3 separate regions of the Homo sapiens genome follow, and regions 2 and 3 are each linked to region 1. The links are chromatin loops, found by intact Hi-C in ENCODE. Cell type or tissue: CD14-positive monocyte. All regions are shown on one strand.

Region 1 (4,000 bases):
TTTGAGACGGAGTGTCGCTTTATCACCCAGGCTGGAGTGCAGTGGTGCAATCTTGGCTCACCGTTCATGGCAACCTCCGCCTCCCGGGTTCAAGCGATTCTCCTGCCTCAGCCTCCCGAGTAGCTGGGACTACAGATGCCCGCTACCATGCCTGGCTAATTTTTTGTATTTTTAGGAGAGACGGGGTTTCACCATGTTAGCCAGATGGTCTCCATCTCCTGACCTCGTGATCCACCCACCTCGGCCTCCCAAAGTGCTGGGATTACAGGCGTGAGCCACTGCACCCGGCCCAAAAAGTTAATTTTTGCTCTTTGTTGTTTTTGTTGTTAGTTATGGTTAGTTGTTAGTTAGTTGTGCTTCCCCACTCCTCCACCCCCACCCTTGGCAAATAGTATAATGACTTAACAAAGAAGGAAGTTCACTTTTATTTCACACAACAGACCAAAGTGGTCCAGGGCCCGAGGGTTGACTCTGCCATTGTCCGCACCCAGCTTCCACCTTCGGTCTAGGATGGCTGCTTTAGGTCTCGTCAAGACCCAGGCAACAAGGAAGGAAAACGGCTCAGAAGAATAGGGTCTGGAGGCAGGGAGCATAAGGCCGATTCATGTTGCAGTTCTAGAAATAAATCAAACGGAAACACCTCAGCTATGACAGGAAATATCCTCTCCATTTACATAGGGTGTACACTGAGTAAAGGAGTTTGTAACTTTACTTCATCCACTTCATTTACAAAGGGCATACACCAAGTAACCAATGAAAACCTCTAGAGGGTATTTAAACCCCAGAGAATTCTGTAATTCCAGAGAATTCCAGAGAATCTCTGAATTCCAGAGAATTCAGCCCCTAATGATCAGACCACTCCCACCCTGTGGAGTGTACTTTCGTTTTCAATAAATCTGCTTTTGTTGCTTCATTCTTTCTTGCTTTGTGCATTTTGTCCAATTCTTTGTTCAAGATGCCAAGAACTTGGACACCTTCAACTGGTAACAAAATGGCAAGAGGACACTCACACCTTCCTTAGTAGGATATGATCTGGAAGTGGCACATATTCTACTCGTTTCATTACAAGATTTAGTCACATGGCAACATATTAAGCTGCAGAAAGGCTATAAAATGTTGTCTGTAGCTTGGCTATGTGCCTAATTAAGATTCAGGGCTTTGTTTTAGAGATGGGGAGAATGACTATTGGTGGACCATGCTATTCTCTGCCAGTAGGCTCATTATTTTCCAAAATGACTTGTGTCGAAGTTTAGTGCCACTAAAATTGCATGGTCATGCCAGTTTAACAAGTGTTTATTAGGGATCTTTTATTGTGTAAAACCTCCAGACACCATGGGAATGTTGATATGGAATATGCAGGCAACGGTTAGCACACAAGAAACAACTATAGACAGGGACTAACTTAAATGCTGACTTTCATAGTTCATACCCCACATATTTTGGAAAGGATCAGCAAAATCTGGAGTATGCAGGAATTTCCCTGGAGGAGGTGACTCCAGGTGGAATCTGCAGGATGGTGTTTCTCACCAACTCCTGTATCTGCTCATAGGGTCAGGGGTCACTAAAGGAAGTCCTCACTTGACCCTCAATGCCATTCTAACCAACTTGTTAACCTTTTCACTGTATCTTTCCACTGTCAACATTGCAAAATGATAGGGTTTTGAAACGTACTTCCTCTTTCTTTTCACTTCATCTTTACGGACATATTAATGAGTGGAGTAAAGCACTCAGAAGAACAGCAGGAAAAGAGGATTCATGTATGTCAGAGGAGCTGAAGGCTCTCAATAGGTTCAGAGAATTCAGGTCTTCCAGCTGCTGAGGGTGTATGCTTCCACTATGCCTCATAGCAACCCCTGAACAAAGTGGGGTCTCTAAAGTTCTATTAACAGGCTCAATTACTAAACACCTTTAACCAGAAAATATTCCCTCTGGGTCCTTTTCCTTTACATTCCATGAGTTGGAGAAGGGAAGGAATTAGTGTAGTAGTTGAATGAATGGCTGAATGAAATGATACAGTTGATAGTGTAAGACTCTACAAGCAGCAAAAGTCTTGACTATAAAAGATACTTCCTTAAAACTGAGAAGAAGATATTCATTTTTGTCCCCCACTCCCCGGATTTTCATCTCTTAGCCATTCTCCGCATTCCTCCAAAATGTGTCCTGTTTGGCAGGATCTCATGCTCTACTTTCTTGTTCTACATTTTCTGGAGTCTAAGCCTACCTTCTCTTCTCTCATTCTTCATTCCTCTATCCACCCATCTATCCTGTCATCTACCCATCCAACCGTCCATTTGTGAGAAATAAAATTTAAAAGCTGTTGGAACCCAAAAAACACTTTGAGAGATGTGAGTGTGATTTGAGTCACATAGAGTTGCTATTTTTGTTTCTCAGATTATAGATTAACTATTTTTCTTATTTTTCTTGTTCTCTATCATGGCTAGAGGCAATTAAATGACCTCAAGGACAAAAACCTCCTGCCTTCTAAATTAATGACCATTGTTACAGACTAACTTCCCCTGTGTTGTGTTGCTTTGCTTAGACCAGATGACAGACAGCCCATGACTATTACACCCTCTGTAAAAGGTGACAAATGCACCCTTTACAAAAAGAAACTGCCTATAACCAATCAAGTTGCTGTAACTATGTGACAACTTTATGAAAAATGCTGTAATCCTGCTAAAAACTCCTCTGTCTCTGTCTATATAAATGAAACCTTAACTTCTGTATTTTAAACTCTGACTCCATTTCTTTGGAATTGGTGTTTCCGGGTAGGCCATCCTCAAACTGCACTTGAATAAACTCTTTGAAAGTTGGGGTTCCGGCTGGGCATGGTGGCTCAAGCCTGTAATCCCAGCATTTTGGGAGGCTCAGGCAGGTGGATCACCTGAGGTCAGCCTGACCAACATAGCGAATCTCCGTTTCTACTAAAAATACAAAAAATTAGCCAGGCGTGGTGGCAGGTGCCTATGATCCCAGCTACTCGGGAGGCTGAGGCAGGAGAATCACCTGAACCTGGGAAGCGGAGGTTGCAGTGAGCCGAGATCAAGCCATTGCACTCCATCCTGGGTGACAAGAGCGAAACTCCTTCTCAAAAACAAACAAACAAACAAACAAACAAACAAACAAAAAACAGAGAAAGTTTGGATTCCAACAGCTTTTAAATTTTGTTTTTCACAAATGGGTGGTTCTGACTCTTTAGATTATTTTATAATATTTTATTATAGGTTGACACATCCATCCATCCTCCCATCCATCTATCCATCCATCCATCCAACCAAACATTCAGGTAAACTAATGTAAACCAGAGTGTTATTGGCTTTAAAAATCATAACATTACATTGTTCCCAGTTGAGAGAATTTCTGGCATAATAACAGACTAAAGGGGTAGATATTGAGGGAGAACACAGAGTGGGTTTAACTATCTTATGTTCTCTACTTAATCAATAGCTGGTTAACTTAAATCTGTTATGCCAGGATAAAAACAAATTTGAAGATGGTTCTGCTCAGTCCACAGTCACTTCTGCCTAGTTGCTATCATTATAGAATGTGAAATAAACTGCAGCTGTGGCCACAAAGTCCCTTTTGCTGAGGCTGGGAGGGCCCAGGTTGCAGCAGATGCGGAGGCCTCTGCCAGGCACCTGCCCTGGTCTTGCTGCTGACCTCCTTGCAGGGTTTCGGTGGTGGGGCTCCTCCTGTGGTCAGGTCACTGGGATTTCGAATACGATCTGTCCTGTCATCACTTTCACTTTGATTAGCTTCATTCTGAAGAACTTTCGACAGCATTCGCAAACATGGGTCGGCATGAGAAAACCAGTTCCTCTGTATAGGACTGATTTAATCTCTTTGTATAGAGGCTGATCTTGGGAAAAAATACACTCCTGTTTACGTCAAACATACAGGACGCGTCAGCCCACAGCCACTCTCAATGCTTCCTGGGTTTTCTTGGTGGGGGCCCCTCTGCATCGCTGGGACAGTGAGTGAAGAGATTGGCCCTGATGTG
Region 2 (4,000 bases), 54 kb after region 1:
CTTTTTATTATTGTTTTAGAGATGAGATCTTTGCTCTGCTATCAGGCTGGAGTGCAGTGGCGTGATCATAGCTCGCTACAGCATCAACCTCCTGGGCTCAAGCAATCCTCCTGCCTCAGCCTTCTGAGTAGCTAGGACTACAGGTGTGCACTACTACATCTGGCAAAATTTTTTTTTTAAATGGCAGGGTCTTGCTATGTTGCCTAAGCGGGTGCTGGTCTTGAACTCTTGGCCTCAAGCCATCTTCCTGGCTGAGCCTCCCAAAACATTGGGATTACAGGCATGAGAGCCACTGGGCCCTGCTGAAAGTGAGAAAATTCTAAAGGCTAGAACAGGATGAACTAGTAATAGAGGACTTAAGTTTGAATCTGCCTGTATGAGTCTCTCGGACTGTGGGCACGTCTCTTGCTATCCCTTCTCTGTAAAGAAGAGCCTGGAGAGTTTTAAGATTTCCCTCCTACTGCTCCCATGGGACATTCTGAATATGGTGAGAAAGTGCTCTGAGGTCTGAAAAGCAGTGTTGCCTAGTGCAGCTGTTTCTAAACCTCATTGGAACCCCCTCAGTTGGGTTACTATTCCTACACATATGCTAGAAACCAACACCACTTTCTAGCTCTGCCACCTCCTTTCCAAAATTTTAAAATCAGTAGGTGGAAGGTGATATGGCATCTGTACTTTAAAAACCAAAATAAGACCGTGGGTGATTCTGTTGATCAGCTGAGCGTGGAAACAACTGGTCTAGTGAACAGTAGATGAAGAAAAGGGTCTTACAAAATTTAGGGGTTCTGTCTATAAGGCCAAGAAAAATGGAAGCAATTATTCAGATAATCTCAGCACAAAACCACAGTTTCATTGGAATTGCGGGAATCATGAGTATCAGTTTCTGAGATACTTGGGTGGAAAGTATGTGGGTGGAGCCCAAATCTTATGTATTTAAATTCAGATCAAGCCTGTAGTAAAGATGACAGCGGTGGGAGATTGAGCAGAGAGGGGAGAATGGCATTTTCTGAATTCTCATTGTGCCACCATACATTCTGGATGTGTTGGGAGCCCCTTCATTTCACAGATGCTTATTGCTAGTAAGTACTATTGTAGCTCACAAACCATGAGTCGCCACGTTTGACATGGGAAAATGATGCTTGCTATTTATTTATAATACAACGTGTTTTGACTAACCATCAGAGAATATATTTTGAGGCAACTTTCCACTTTGCTTAGGATATAACATTTTTAATGCATCTTTCAATGGATATCTATTTTTAGGTCACCATTAGTTGCCTTGTAACTGAGATGGCCACATATTCACAGATATTTGGGGAGGCCCACAGATTTATTATTCTGCCTCATTGTCTTGTTGGTACCATATGACCAGTTAGCCTCTTGTTTCCTCATTTGAGTGTGGGAAACGGCTCTGTCTTTAGACACTAAATGGCATGCATGTAATCTTGTTTAGGGTCATTGTTCCCGGGTCTGAGTTTACTAGATGGAGAATTTCTTCAATGCCAGGTTTCCCAGGAGGAAAATGAGCCTATTTTGGTTGCATCAAATGCATCAGTTCACTGCTCTGGGTATCATCTGAAGAGCAAGAGGAGTCTGGGGGCCAGTATTGCATTTCATGTGAATGCTGGCTGAGTACTGCCATCTTGTGGCTGGGCAAACCCTAAAGCCTACCAGGGACCTTGGAGCAACCTTACAAAAAGAAACCAGACATCAAGAACCCATGTTCTCTACCTGCATGGAAGAAAAAAATTGACCATGAATCCCTAACAACAGTGCCATCCCTCCTTTCCTAGCTCTTGAATAAGTAACTGCTCTCTTATTAAGACAGAGTCCTGTCTGTTTCTTTAAAGAGAATACATCCATTCTTCTTCTGGTTTTAGTAATTTTTGGACCAGCCTTTAGATAATCTTTTGAGCCAAGTTTTGAGAAGTTTGGAGAGGGAAGGCCTTAAAAATATGTATAGTATCCAAGGCCAGAAAAAGAGGCAGAAATTGGAGACAGGTGACTCCTGCCTCTGGGGCAGTGGCTTTCTAAGTGAGGTGTGCCAGCAGCATCAGCATCACCTGGAAACTTGTTAAAATGCACATTCTTGGCTCCCAGCTAGACCTGCTGAGTCAGAAACTCTGGAGGTGAAGCCCAGAAATATGTGTTTTAAGATGATTCGGATGCACATTCAAGTTAGAGAACCCCTGTCTTGGGGAATAGAAGCCAACCCCAGGCAAATGTGAAGCGAAGACATCCAAGGTCCATTCTGTGCTCCATTATACTCATTGCTGTTCTGTTCCCTTTTCCTGTGTTAGGAACTCAGTAAGCCATACATATTTATTGTGTGAATACTATTGGTAAGCCACTGTATGGCATGACATGGGGGTTGGTCTGAGTAAGGGACTGGGAATTTGCGTTTCTAACAGTTTCTCAGGTGATGCTGCTGCTGCTGCTCCAGGGACTGTGTTTTGGGAACCCAGTGTTAGAGATAAGAGCAGCAGGCCCAGAAGCCCATGTGGTTTTCAGATGGAGAGTGCAGTTCAGGCTTTTTGGGGAATCCATGTGGCTACGAGCCTGCTTCTCAACACTCCCTGCCTCTCAACCCTGCCTGCCTCCTACCAAGGGCACAGGGAGACATGTTTATTTGAAGTGAACTCTAGTCCATTATAAAGAGATTAAAATAACATGCTGTGATTTTACCACCCAAAGGTTAGGCAATTCAAAAGCCAGAGCAAGCATGTGATGATTAAAAAGCATGGCAGAAAATTGTCAATAGCTTTGGAGATTTCATCCATACATTAAAAGACCTGTTTCGTGTTCTATTGGATCAATATGGCTCCAACGCTAGCACATTCACCTCTTGTTTAATTTGCCATTTAAAAATTTTGGTTAGTCCAATGACTCTAAACAATTCCAATGCAAAGAATAAATAAGCAGAACAGCAAATCAAACTGGATTTGTGGGCACAATTATATAGTAAGAACTCCAGAGCTGGAAGTAGAACTCTAATCACAGATTAGAATACAAATGTTTGCTTGTACATCGTACGCAGGCTCTACTATCTGCTGAATATAAATGGCTCCCTGATCGAACCTCTAGCCTGCATCGGGTGGGAAGGTAAGAGCTGGGTTTTGCTTTGCAAAATCTTAAGTCTCACCAAGAGAATCAGGGAGGCAGCCAATTGTAGTGGCAAATACGCAAAGCTTTGGAGTCAGGAAGTTATTTATTCTCTGGCTCTCGTTTTTATTATGTATTTAGTTTTTTGAGACAGGGTCTCGCTTTGTCACCCAGGCTAGAGTGAGTGGTGCGATCACAGCTCACTGCAGCCTTGACTTTCCGGGCTCCAGTAATCCTCCCACCTCAGCCTCCCAAGTTGCTGGGACAAAGATGCACACCACCACGCCTGGCTAATTTTCATATTTTTTTGGTAAAAATGAGGTTTTGCCATGTTTCCCAGGCTGGTCTCGAACTCCTGGCCTCAAGTGATCCACCTGCCTCGGCCCCCCAAAGTGCTGGGATTACAGGCGTGAGCCACTGTGCCCAGCCTGGATCTCATTTTTTAAAACCTGTAAATCTGGGACAATGCAACCTACTGCATGGAGTGGTTTTAGGGGTCAAGTAAAAATGGCCGGCAAGGCACAGAGTAGATGCTTGATATATAGCAGCTTTTCTTTCTTTCTTTCTTTTTTGAGATGGAGTTTCGTTCTTGTTGCCCAGATTGGAGTGCAATGGCATGATCTTGGCTCACCACAACCTCTGCTTCTCAGGTTCAAGCGATTCTCCTGCCTCAGCCTCCTGAATAGCTGGGATTACAGGCATGCGCCACCATGCCTAGCTAATTTTTGCATTTTTAGTAGAGACAGGGTTTCTCCATGTTGGTCAGGCTGGTCTCAAACTCCCGACATCAAGTAATCCCCTCCCACCTTGGCCTCCCAAAGTGCTGGGATTACAGGTTTGAGCTATCATGTCTGGCCCCCTATAGCAGCTATTCTTAAGTCTCCAGCTTCAGAGGGCT
Region 3 (4,000 bases), 320 kb before region 1:
CCAGGAAACATTATAAGAAATCACTGGACCCCAAAAATGTTAATTAGCCTTGGCTAGCCTGAAAGAGAACACAATTTCCTAAGGTCCTAACTTTAAGGCACTTGAGGATTCTTACTAAGGGCAAATTCCTGAGATGACAGAAATACTAGTCAACACACATCAATGCCTATGTTTTTCCCTCCTCCTGGAATCCTGTGCTTTCCCCTTCCTGCTCCACCTGTTGAAATCCTCTCTTCATTCGTCCAAGAATGATCTCAGATGTCTGCAAGGAACATAAACCACTGTTACACACGTATTGTTTTAAGGAAAAAAGTTACTGAAGAAGTCTGAACTGTCACCTCCTTCCCAATCCCTTTCCTAAACCCCGAGTTTTAACTTTTCTCATTTTAATGCCCATAAACTTTCATTGCTATTTTTCCTCCCTCATTCTACCTTGTTGCAGTTTAGTGTTTATTTGTTTGTTTATCACGACTACTGCTCCTCCTCCTAATAATACTTATGGTTAATTTCTTTTTAAGGGACTATATCTTAAGACTATGTGTCTTCTGCAGTTCTTTGCATAGAGTCAACGTTGAAGGACAAGCAACTTCAAATTTCCAAGCAACAAAATTATGTTCGGGTGGTTTTCTGAAAGCGAGATCTTAAGAACCACCTGTATCAGAATCCCATGAAGAGCTTGTTTAGTGTGCAAATTTACAGATTGTCCCCCCTCAGAAATGCTCATTTAGGAGTTCCTGTCCTTTGCGGGGACATGGATGAAGCTGGAAACCATCATTCTCAGCAAACTAACACAGGAACAGAAAACCAAACACTGCATGTTCTCACTCAAAAGTGGGAGTTGAACAATGAGAACACATGGACACAGGGAGGGGAACGTCACACACCAGGGCCTGTCGGGGGTGGGAGGTAAGGGGAGGGAGAGGATTAGGACAAATACCTAATGCATGTGGGGCTTAAAACCTAGATGATGGGTTGATAGGTGCAGCAAACCACCATGGACATGTATACCTATGTAACAAACTTGCATGTTCAGTACATGTATCCCAGAACTTAAAGTAAAATATAAAACAATAATAAAAAGGAAATGCTCATTCAGGAGTTTTGGGGTGGGGGTTCAGGAGGCTGCAGCCTTAACAATTACCTCTGGTGATTTTGACACAGGTAGCACAGCAGCCAAACTTGGAGAGATTTGTTCACAGCACTGCATCACCAACCTTACTTTCTGTTAGGCCTTTAATCACTTTTTTTTTTTTTTTTTTTTTTTTTTTCTGAGACAGGGTCTTGCTCTATCACCCAGGCTGGAGTACAGTGGCACGATCTTGGCTCACTGCAATCTCTGTATCCTGGGTTCAAGCAATCCTCTCTGCCTTGGCCTCCTGAGTAGCTGGGACCACAGACATGCTCCATTATGCCCAACTAATTAAAAACATTTTTTTTAGAGGCAGGCTGGTCTCGAACTCCTGAGCTCAAGCAATCTGCCTGCCTCGGCCTCCCAAAGTGCTGGGATTACAGGTGTGAGCCACTGCGCCCGGCCTTTTAATCACTTTTAAACCAGCAACCCTAATCTGCCTGTCCCTTGAATGGATCCGGATAAAGGTGTGGCAAACAAGCCTCCTGTCACAGTGGGGTGTGACAGTCACGGCATCACCCCTTCACCACATCATGTGCTGCCAGTCATCACTTCTGCTGTTGCCACCAACCCTTGCGTTTCCCTTTGTCACTTCCCCCTTGCCACCACCAACGGCCACTGTCCCTCTGCTCCTCACCCTCCATAGCTGAGTCAGATCCAGCATTGGGCACTTGAGGAAGAAGCCACTGTGGAAGGCGGGATGAGGGTGTTCCCATTCTACATTCACAAGCCCACAGCTTGGAGAAGAAGCACACCTAATTCTGACCCTGGCTTCTGAAGAAGCTCTGCAAACCTGGCTAGAAAGTTGGGCCTGTGGTTTGAGGTTCCTGCTGCCTTTGATTTTACAATGAGTGGAAATTGAGGTTGAGTAACAGGTCTCTTGCCCAAGTATTAAGGGCCACCACGAAGCATACAGCAATGAAGGCAGGAGCTGATGACATGTGGTTGGTTCCCCCCTCTAGGCCAAGTATCTTTGTATAGGGAAGGCCGACATGGCCATCTTCACGGTTTGGTATTAGTGGAGTGTCTTATACATACTGAAATTTGTTTTTGTTTTCAGGTGCTAAAAGGATAATACCAAGGAAAACTATGGGTGGGGGCAGTGAATGGCCAGCATGCCTATAATCCCAGCACTTGAAGCCAGGAGTTCGAGACCAGCCTGGGAAACAAAGCAAGACCCTGTGTCTAAAAAAATTTTTTTAAAAATAAGCTGGGCATGGTGGCACGTGCCTATAGTCCCAGCTACTCAGCTACTCGGGAGACCAAGGTGGGTGGATAGCTTGAGCCTAGGAATTTGGGGCTGCAGTGAGCTATGATTGCACCACTGCGCTCCAGCGTGAGTGACAGAGTGAGATCCTGTCTCTTTAAAAGAAAAAACTATGATTCAAAGTGTTGTTTTATGAAGCATAACCTGCTTTATGTTTTGAGTTTAATATAACTTGAAATCAGTTTCTCTAAGACAGTGCCAGCCTTGCCATTTTTCAGTTCAACATAGATTTCTCTATTACAGTGGTTCCCAAACTTTAGGAGGCATCAAAGTCATCTGGAGGGCACAAAAACACAAATTTATGGATGTCACCCACAGTTCCTAATTCTCTCTCTCTCTCTCTTTTTTTTTTGAGATGGAGTCTTGCTCTGTTGCCCAGGCTGGAGCACAGTGGTGTGATTTCGGCTCACTTCAACCTCCGCCTCCTGGGTTCAAGTGCTTCTCCTGCCTCAGCCTCCCGAGTAGCTGGGATTACAGGCTTGCGCCACCACACCAGGCTAATTTTTGTATTTTAGTAGATATGGGGTTTCATCATGTTGTTCAGGTTGGTCTTGAACCCCTGACCTCAAGTGATCCACCCACCTCGGCCTCCCAAAGCCCTGGGATTACAGGCGTGAGCCACCATGCCTGGCCTGTTTCTGATTCTCTAGGTCTGGAAAGGGGCCCAATAATTTTCACTTCTAACAAGTGGCAGGATGCTGCTGCTGCTGCTGGTCCAGGGACCACACTTTGAGAAGTATGGTACTGTGTGGTACTTACCGGACCATTTACCATACTTCCTGCCTGCCTAATTGTGTCACAATATAGCCGTGCTTCTCAGGCCTAGCAATTCATTAGAATTACCTGTGAAGCTTTTAAAATGTAAGGTTTGGATGGAATGCTCAGACCCTACCTTAGACCCAATTAAGCCCACAGCTTTGAGGGTGAGGCTTGGGTATTGTTCAGAAAGATCCCCAGGTGATTCTAATGGATACCGAGGGTTGAGAACCACAGGCATATAGCAAACTCTGGCCCTATTCTACCTTAACATATGATTCTCATTTGACAAATACATATTGACCACCTAATATATGTCTTGAAAATGATAAAGTATGTAAGAAATGGTCCCTGACCTCAAGCAGAGATACATCATATGCCCAAATATTTAAACAAAAAGCTGGTGTGTGGGGTTTGTGCCAATTAGAGGACTAAACCATTACTGAAAACAGAAGGCTGGATGATTCAGGGTAAATCAATGCTGCACTTGATCCTCACATTGTTTGAGATAAGTTATGTATGCCTCTGCTGCACATGAAACGTATCCCTTTGGTGGGGGAAATTGCTCATTTATTGGTTCGTTGAGGATGTTCCAACTGATTCACCATGGTAGGTGTGATTGAACCATGGAAATGATGGAACATTAAATCAATAGCTAGTCAGCTGGTGACTATTCCTTGGCTAAGTATGCTATTAAGGTTCTGTTTCAGAAGTCCCTGTGCTCAATGGAGGTGAACCTTTCCAGTGGAGAAATACAACATGAATTATGTTTAGAAAATGCTTCAATCTGGGGTTTTAAATAAACAGTCCTTAAATATGTATAAAAATCTGAAATTATTTTAGAATCG

Evidence for each region. A loop is a pair of places that touch in the nucleus more often than their neighbours do. Peaks named below come from ENCODE experiments on the same cell type or tissue, not always from the same donor. Only the 100,000 strongest peaks of a DNase experiment are listed, where the experiment ranks them.
Region 2: a loop joins it to region 1, with 2.4 times the contacts of the local background. A loop is called at or near these places in 11 of 110 quality-filtered maps.
Region 3: a loop joins it to region 1, with 1.8 times the contacts of the local background. A loop is called at or near these places in 2 of 110 quality-filtered maps.

What each region holds. Positions count from the first base shown.
Region 1 is chr2:136,323,611-136,327,610 of GRCh38, forward strand. No RefSeq gene overlaps it. Among named protein-coding and RNA genes, the nearest start is that of CXCR4, 210 kb to the left of the region's middle. RefSeq lists an enhancer at 3,708-3,837. In CD14-positive monocyte, no CTCF peak of the experiment used is centred here; DNase peaks (open chromatin) are centred at 1,661 and 2,571; H3K4me3 peaks cover 2,231 bases; H3K27ac peaks cover 3,463 bases.
Region 2 is chr2:136,377,314-136,381,313 of GRCh38, forward strand. No RefSeq gene overlaps it. Among named protein-coding and RNA genes, the nearest start is that of CXCR4, 260 kb to the left of the region's middle. In CD14-positive monocyte, CTCF peaks have their summits at 1,658 (motif pointing left) and 1,858; a DNase peak (open chromatin) is centred at 1,638; H3K4me3 peaks cover 426 bases; H3K27ac peaks cover 422 bases.
Region 3 is chr2:136,006,678-136,010,677 of GRCh38, forward strand. It overlaps DARS1-AS1 (DARS1 antisense RNA 1), which reads left to right. Exons shown (of 4, transcript NR_110199.1): 4 at 519-865. Among named protein-coding and RNA genes, the nearest start is that of DARS1, 23 kb to the left of the region's middle. In CD14-positive monocyte, no CTCF peak of the experiment used is centred here; a DNase peak (open chromatin) is centred at 1,714; H3K4me3 peaks cover 726 bases; H3K27ac peaks cover 3,901 bases.